Linked DNA regions of Homo sapiens: region 2 is linked to region 1. Evidence: chromatin contacts called from ENCODE Hi-C or POLR2A ChIA-PET data. All regions are on one chromosome and are shown on one strand. The core of a region is the stretch at or near the end of the contact, and the rest is flanking DNA. Distances in the headings are between cores, read along the strand shown.

Region 1 (4,479 bases), core at 1,236-3,735:
CCCACAACTCCCAATTAAATGGGGAGAAACGTACTTGAGGTCAGGGTCAGAGTTCCTTGACTCTGTATCCAGAGAAGGACCAGAACACAGGGTATAGCGTGGTCTGTGTTGGCTCTAGGCAGCATCAGCTGGCTGGTTTCCTACAGGCTGGGCAGGGACTGGCCCTGCTGTCTGAACCTGGCTTTCTTGAGGCTGTAATGGCTTATTTATCTAGACTGGGCTTGGGATTTCTCTGATGGGTCAAAAATCAGAGAGACAAGGTACTGCTGGAGTACAAAGATGCCATCTGAAGCTGGGCGCAGTGGCTCATACCTGTAATCCCAGCACTTTGGGAGGCTGAGGCAGGTGGATCACCTGAGGTCAGGAGTTCGAGACCAGCCTGGCCAACATGACGAAACCTTGCCTCTACTAAAAATAAAAAAAATTACCCGGGCATGGTGGCGCACACCTGTAATCCCAGTTGCTTGGGTGGCTGAGGCAGGAGAATCACTTGAACCTGGGAGGCAGAGGTTGCAGTGAGCTGAGATCGCACCATTGCACTCCAGCCTGGGCAACAAGAGTGAAACTCCATCTCAAAAAAACAAACAAACAAAAAAAAAGATGCCACTGCTAGCTGCCCTGGATAGTACAGGTAGGACTCAACGCCCCAGTAGAGCGGTAGAGATGGGTCAAGAGGTCCACAGAGACCACAGAGAAGAAAGTTGATATATGCACACAGGTTCTCCTTGGCATCCTTGGGAGGAGATACATCCTTAAACTAGACCCCTGTGGGTGACAGCTGGAGGGGGACTGGAAGGGCCCGATACTCCCCAATCACTTCTTCTCCTCCACCCCAGGGATGGCTTATTCTAGTTCCTCTTCTCTCTCACCAGATGCCAGGTGCTAGAATTGTCTCAAGCTTGGAATATGTCCAGATATTCATTAATTCAATACTTAACACATATTTATTGATCCCCTTCTCTGTGCCAGGCACATTGCTCTGTGAACAAGACAGACACAACCCTTGCCATAAGGAGTTTACATTCTGACTGGGGGACAAAGAAGCAGACAGGCAAAACTCCACTTAAGCACTGTTTTAGGAGTAAGCCTGGGGCTTCAGGAGAGCAGGAGAGGGATGACCTGTAATCTCAATGTGAAGGAAGCAGAGGAGGTGTAGTGTCTGAGTAGGGGGAAACTACACCTCCTGTGCTGTGTACAGGCTAGGAGGGAAGATAACCCTGTTTTTGGCTTTTTGGGGTTTTTTGTTTTTTTTTGTTTTGTTTTGTTTTTGAGACAGAGTCTCACTCACTCGTCGCCCAGGCTGGAGTGCAGTGGCGCAATCTCGGCTCACTGCAACCTCCACCTCCCGGATTCAAGTGATTCTCCTGCCTCAGCCTCCAAAGTAGCTGGGATTACAGGCGTCTGCCACCATGCCGAACTAATTTTTTGTATTTTTAGTAGAGACGGGGTTTCACCATGTTGGCCAGGCTGGTCTCGAACGCCTGACCTCAAGAGATCCGCCCACCTCCGCCTCCCAAAGTGCTGGGATTACAGTAACCCTGTAATTTTTCCGGAGCTGCAAGAAGCGGGTCTCAACTAAGGAAACCTGGTGAAAATGCGTGCCACTCCCAGGGATTCTGATTTGATGGGTCTGGCACAGGGACCCAGAATCTGTGTATTAAACAAGCTCCACCAGTGATGTTGATGCAGATGACTGTGGATCCACCCAGAGGGAGGCTTTGTGAAAGATGGGCTGGAGGGTGCAGGGTCCAGGCCTCAAAGGCTGGTGGGTCAGACCGAGAAGTTTGATCTTTATATGAAAGGAAGGCTGCTGAAGATCATCAATCCTAGGAACAACATTATCTTTACAAATACCCTTCCTCAGAATCGCTTGAACCCGGGAGGCAGATGTTGCAGTGAGCCGAGACAGTGCTACTGCACTCCAGCCTGGGCGACAGAGCGAGACTCCGTCTCAAAAAAATAAATAAATAAATAAATAAAATAAATAAATAAATTTCCTTCCTCCAGCTGCAGGGCAAAAAATGGGTTGAAGAGCCGGACTGGTGGTAACTGGTGTGGCCATCCAGCCTGGAGTCGATGTTGGCATGAATGAAGACACAGGCAGTTGGGACAGAGAGAAGCGAGTGGGATGTGGAGGTGACCCGATGAAATACTGGCCCGGAGATATGAGGCATGAGGCGGGGAGCACGAGGGTGTCGAAGGGCCAAAATGTGGTAAGAGAAGCCGGAGGAGTGTGAGGACAGGTGGAAGGGATCCAATGTGGGATCTAAGGGGTCTGAGACCACCGTGGCCGCGGGAGGCAGGAGAAGGTACCGCAGAGCTCCCGGTGATGTGTCAGGAGGCCCTACACTCGCGCGTGCACTGGCTCGCAGTTTGGACAGAGACCCTACAGGCCAGGCCGCAGCTGCGCCCAGACCACCCCCAGCGGGTGAAGACTGCCGCGGCGGCGCAGTTCCCGGCATGCCTCCGGCCGGTGACTTCATCCGGCCCGGGGCCAAGGCCCGGCCTCCGCTAGAGGGCGCTGCTCTCAGCAGCCGCGCCGCCCGGATGGACTCGCGCCAGAGTAGGACAAGAGAGGCAGGCGGCGGCTGCTCCGTGCGGCTCCCACGCCTCTCGGGCGGCAGGTCCTGCCTCGGACCTGGGACCACTGGCTGGCGCCTGTGGCTCACATCTCCACGCCTTTGCCCGCTCCTCCCAGGAGCCCGAGTCAGAAACCTGTGCTTCACCCTCGAGAGCGCTGCCATCCTCCCCCTCAACCAGACGGGCATGGCGTCTGGTTGTCCGTCCTGTCTTCTCATCGTCTCAGAGCCCTTCCCTGACCCCTACCCTCTCTCAGACCAACAGGATGATGACAGGAAGAGGATCCAGGACCAACTCCTAGCGGTGACCTTGAGAAAACAATCTCATACCCCAGTTTCCCTTACAATGCAATGGAAATAATACTAACAACCCTGGAAGAGTGTTGGAAGGACTAAACGAAATCATCTTTTTCAGTACTAAGCAGAGGCTCAGTGAGCATCAGCGTTTTTTTGTTTGTTTGTTTGTTTTCTTGAAACTGGTTGGAGCCCAGGCTGGAGTGCAGTGGCATGATCTTGGCCCACTTGAGCCTCAATTGCCTGGGCTCAAGCCATTCTTCCTCCTCAGCCTCTGGAGTAGCTGGGACCACAGTTGCATGCCACCACGACTGGCTACTTTTGTTCATTTTTTTTGTAGAGTTGGGGTCTCTCTAAATGGTCTTGAACTACTGGACTCAAGCGATCCTCCCACCTCGGCTTCCCAAAGCACTGGGATTACAGGCATGAGCCACTGTCCCCGGCCAACATCAGCTATTTTAACACTTCTCTCTGTTGCTGGAATGTACTCACTGGCCCCAAACTCTTCAGTGGCTTCTGACTGCCCTCAGGATCAGTCCACACGTTTAGCTTGGCATGCACAACCCTTTCAGTCTCGTTTCTTGTCATCTCCCACGTCCTTTGTGTGCTTTATCACAGGCTTTGGCCTGAACACTCCTTTGCCACCTTTTCTACCTGCCTAAACACTCCTCACATTTTGAGACCCAACATAAAAGCATTCCTATCACACATACCACCTGCACCACCTCCCCCATAATGATCCCAAAGTTTTAAGATGCCCAGAACATCTTTGCTGCTGCTGCTTCTTTTTTTTTTTTTTTTTTTTGAGATGGAGTCTCGCTCTGTCGTCCAGGCTTGAGTGCAAAGGCGTGATCTCAGCTCACTGCAACCTCCACCTCCTGGGTTCAAGCAATTCTCCTGCCTCAGCCTCCCGAGTAGCTGGGACTACAGGTGTCCACCACTATGCCCAGCTAATTTTTGTATTTTTAGTGGAGATGGGGTTTCATCATGTTGGCCAGGGTGGTCTCGATCTCCTGACGTCGTGATCTGCCCACCTCGGCCTCCCAAAGTGCTGGGATTACAGGTGTGAGCCACTGCACCCGGCTGCTTCTTTTACCAGTAACAAAATGGAAACACTAAGGGACACTATGTCATTATTATAGATATTCTTGAGCACTCTATGCTGACTTTTAAGGACAATAATAGTCCTTCTTCTGGGTAGGGTGTGTTGGTGGTAGATGGCTGGGGAGGTGAGTGAGCTGGGATATTGGATGGGAAGAGGATGAGGAAAGAGAAAAGGAAGGGAGCTCCCAGAAAGGTGTGGTGGCTCATACCTGTAATCCCAGCACTTTGAGCTGAGGTAGGAGGATCACTTGAGCCCAAGAGTTTGAGGCCAGTCTGGGCAACATAACAGTCTGGGCTGTCTCTACAAAAATAGTAGTGGTGTGCGCCTATAATTTCAGCTACTTGGGAGGCTGAGGTGGGAGAATCGCTTGAGCCCAGGAGGTCGAGGCTGCACTGAGATATGATCACACCACTGCACTCCAGCCTGGGTGACAGAGTGAGACTCACTGTTTATTTTTAAGTAAAAATAAAAAGAGTCCGGGTGCAGTGGCTCACGCCGGTA
Region 2 (4,332 bases), core at 1,237-3,736, 76 kb after region 1:
GATTACAGGCATGAGCCACCGCACCTGACCCATGGTGGGTATTTTCTATACTTTTAGTTGCTTTGAATCTTTTTAGAGGGAATACACAGTTTAATCTCAGATAAGCTTACCATGTCTGCTTATAGTTAGTTCAGGGAGAGATTGATATTGATACATGTTTCCATCGGTTTGTCTGTCTTTATACTAGAAGGCAACAATATTAAGAGAGAAATAGAAAATGAGAAAATGAGAGTGCTAAGGGATTAAGTCTATCAGCTGCAGATGATTTGATTTGTCAAATTATGTCTTTCAAACTCATGTAAGTTAATGAGTTACTAATATTTCCTGAGTTTTAAAAACTCATAATTTTAAAATATGTAAGCAGTTGTTTTTAAATATTAGCTTAAGTGTTATGCTGGGAACATAAGCAAGTAGTAAAAATTAAATTGTTTCTGTTGCAACCCTAGTTAAGATAGGAGTGAGGCAGGGAGAATGCAGGTACTATAGTAATGACAGACTGCTCCCCTTCAATCTGTCTTGAAAACCTGGGGCCGGGCGCGGTGGCTCATGCCTGTAATTCCAGCACTTTGGGAGGCCGAGGCGGGCGGATCCCTTGAGGTCAGGAGTTCTCAAGACCGGCCTGGACAACGTGGTGAAACGCCATCTCTACTAAAAGTACAAAAATTAGCCGGGCCTGGTGGCGGGCGCCTGTAATCCCAGCTACTCGGGAGGCTGAGGCAGGAGAATTGCTTGAACTTGGGAAAGACAGGTTGCAGTGAACCAAGATTGCTCCACTGCAGTCTAGCCTGGGCGACAAAGCAAGACTCTGTCTTACAAAAAAAGAAAAAGGAAAAAAATGAAAACCTGGAACACACCTTGGCCTTCTAAGTCTCATCTCTTTTTCCAGTTTGTGCCATTTTGCCCTTTGCCCTCCCGTGCTTTCCCCTCAAATCTTCTTGGTAGTGAGTTTTCTAGTATCACCTTTTATCTCTGATGCTTTTTAACTCATCAGACATAAAAGTAATGAGCTCTGGTGTGCATTATAATTCCTTGAGGCCTTGTTAGAACAGTTTGGCTCCACCTCAGAGTTTCTGACCTGGTAGTTGTGGGGTAGAGCCTGTGAATTTGCATTTCTAATAAGCTTCCTTGTGATGGTGATCCTGCTGTGTCAGTATCTCAGTTTTGAGAACTACTGGTTTAACTGTTGTTTCTTTGCAGTTCAGTAATCTTTTTTTTTTTTTTTTTTTTTTGAGAGATGGAGTCTTGCTCTGTTGCCCAGATTGGAGTGCAGTGGCACGACCTCGGCTCACTGCAACCTCTGCCTCCTGGGTTTAAGCGATTCTCCTGCCTCAGCCTCCCGAGTAGCTGGGACTACAGGCACGTGCCACGATGCCCGGCTAATTTTTTGTATTTTTAGTAGAGATGGCGTTTCACTGTGTTAGCCAGGATGGGTCTCGATCTCCTGACCTCGTGATCTACCCACCTTGGCCTCCCAAAGTGCTGGGATTACAGGCATGAGCCACCACGCTTGGCTGCATTTCAGTAATCTTAAAAGAGTTTCAGTAATCTTAAAAGAGGTTCAGCTTAATTTCCCAAATTAACATGATTCTCAGACATTTCTTTTTTCCTTTTTTTTTTTTTTTTTGAGGCAGAGTCTCGCTCTGTTACCCAGGCTGGAGTGCAGTGGTGTGATCTCGGCTCACTGCAACCTCCGCCTCCCGGGTTCAAGTATTTCTCCTCCCTCAGCCTCCTGAGTAGCTGGGACTACAGGCAAGCGCCACCACGCCCAGCTAACTTTTATATTTTTAGTAGAGACAGGGTTTCACCACGTTGGGCAGGCTGGTCTCTATCTCTTGACCTTGTGATCCGTCCACCTCGGCCTCCCAAAGTGCTGGGATTATAGGCATGAGCCACTGCACCTGGCCGATTCTCAGACATTTCTAACTTGTACATTTCTAATATTTTAGATCCAGATTTAAAGAACCATGGTACAGCAGAACACTCAAGTCCTTACCCTTGGGTTAGATACTTTGTATTTTGTTTTCTTATAAAATTGGGAATAGGTCTAAATGATCTCTTATGACCCTGAAATTTTATATATACATACATATTTTAATATATGTTTTAATATGTAAAATATGTAACAATGTATACATTGTTATATATACATTGTTATATATAACACACAAATAGGTATTGATGTATGTAATAAACACATATGTAACATGTAACATTAAAAGATATATTAAAATATGTACTTTTTTTTAGAGATGGGGTCTCACTTTGTTACCTAGGCTGGGGTATAGTGGCACGATCCACTGCAGCCTTGAACTCCTGGGCTCAAGCAATCCTCCTACCTCAGCCTCCCAGGTAGCTAGGACTACAGGCTCTCTCCACCATGCTGGGCTAATTAAAAAAAATTTTTTTTGTGGAGATAGAGTCTTACTGTGTTGACCAGGCTGGTCTGGAGCTCCTGGCCTCAAGCCATCCTCCCACCTTAGCCTCCCAAAGTGTGGAGATTACAGACATGAGCCACCGTGCCTAGCCCTGAAATTACAATGCTATGAATCATAATCTTTGTTTAAATATTTTCATAGTGTGATTTTAACCACCAAAGAGCCTCGATTTGTATAGCAATATTCAGACTACTAAAACTTGACTTTAGAGCCATTTTTCTACAAAGTTAATTATAACCTCTCTCAGTTTCCCATCTTGTTCCTTTCACCTTACACCATAGGGTGAGGACCAACAGGGTAAACAAATCTTTCCCATGCTATTTTTATTTTGTTTCATAATTGTTATGATTGGGGAAGGAGGGTGGTTTAAAAATAGCTTGTAAAGAAGCGTTAATTTTTACCAACTAATAGCTTAAGTTGCCTACTCAAGGATATAGTGAAAGGGAAATCTGCACATCCCTTGAAGGATGCCTTCCCCTCAAGGAATTTAGAGGGTTTCTTTTTGCTATAGTGTTGTGATATATATATATGTCTTAGGCTTTCAAAGTTTCAGTGTTCTACTTTAATTATCTGTTTTTTTTCTTTTTTTCCTTAAAAAATTTTGTTTTTTTGAGACACAGTCTCTATTGCCCAGGCTGGAGTGCAGTGGCATGATCTCTGCTCACTGTGGCCTCTGCCTCACGGGTTCTAGCGATTCTCCTGCCTCAGCCTCCTGGGTAGCTGGAATTAGAGGCACACACCACCACACCCGACTAATTTTTGTATTTTTAGTACAGTCCAGGTTTCACCATGTTGGCCAGGCTGGTCTTGAACTGCTGACCTCAGGTGATCCACCCACCTCGACCTCCCAAAGTGCTGGGATTACAGGTGTGAGCCACCGCACCCGGTCAATAATCTTTTTATAAATTGAGAATGTTCTACTTTAACTGTCAAAGTTCCTTACCCCATCACTTTTTTCTAAACATAATTATATATACATTCCTGCCTCAGTATCCATGAAAGGTTGGTCCCAGGTCCTTCCATGGATACCAAAATCTACAGATGCTCAAGTCCCTGATATAAAATGGCATAGTATTTGCGTATAACCTGTACACATCTTCCTGTATACTTTAAGTCATCTCTAGATTACTTATAAAACCTAATACAGTGTAAGTGCTCTGTAAATAGTTGTTATGCTGTGGTGTTTAGGGAATAATGACCAAAGAAGTCTGCACATGTTCAGTACAGACATCATTTTTTCCCCAGTGTATTTGACCCACAATTGGTGGAACTCATAGACACAGAGGGCTGGCTGTACTTTATTTCCCTATTGTTCTTTCTCATAAAATAGAAAGTTGAAATTAATGTATACGTTTAAAGCCAACTGTTAAAACACAGCCTTATATATTTGGGTATTATTTTTTTCTGCCCACATGTTCCGACTAGATCGATGCCTTTATTAAATTTTAAGATTCAACTTCAGTTTTCATCATGATGTAGAGATATCAGTTTTATAGATTGTATGTTTATTTGCCATAATTGGGTTTTCACTATTTAGATTACACCCCAAATGACAGTTTTTTTTTTTCCTTGAGTCGGAGTCTCGCTCTTGTTACCCAAGCTGGAGTGCAGTAGCACGATGTTGTCTCACTACAACCTCTGCCTCCTGGGTTCAAGCGATTCTCCTGCCTCAGGCTCCTGAGTAGCTGGGATTATAGGAGCCCCCACCACGCCTGGCTAATTTTTGTACTTTTAGTAAAGATGGGGTTTCGCCATGTTGGCCAGGCTGGTCTCGAACTCCTGACCTCAGGTGAGCCACTGTGCCCAGCCATGATGACAATTTTTAACAGCTATTTTAATCCACACTTACAGTCAGGATAATTCTTGCACAGACCCAGTTGGTTAAAAAAAGAAAAAG

The links. Hi-C counts contacts between places; a loop is a spot of excess contacts on that map. ChIA-PET counts read pairs that join two places held with the same protein, here RNA polymerase II (POLR2A). Pooled maps may share reads with other maps.
Region 2: a pooled map shows a loop between it and region 1 (2.5-fold over the local background). The contact joins two enhancer-like sites. A Hi-C loop is called at or near these places in 5 of 50 pooled maps. POLR2A ChIA-PET finds 5 or more read pairs at or near these places in 12 of 52 experiments (A549, A673, B cell and 9 more).

Annotation. Positions count from the first base shown.
Region 1 is chr5:139,515,591-139,520,069 of GRCh38, forward strand. No RefSeq gene overlaps it. Among named protein-coding and RNA genes, the nearest start is that of STING1, 35 kb to the left of the region's middle. Within about 2 kb of position 2,486, at least 30 of the 41 ENCODE cell types and tissues checked have a DNase peak (open chromatin) inside an H3K27ac peak, as active enhancers do; they include B cell, where a contact is called at or near this core.
Region 2 is chr5:139,591,390-139,595,721 of GRCh38, forward strand. The region is part of intron 1 of UBE2D2 (ubiquitin conjugating enzyme E2 D2); the gene reads left to right. Among named protein-coding and RNA genes, the nearest start is that of UBE2D2, 32 kb to the left of the region's middle. Within about 2 kb of position 2,487, at least 6 of the 41 ENCODE cell types and tissues checked have a DNase peak (open chromatin) inside an H3K27ac peak, as active enhancers do; they include B cell, where a contact is called at or near this core.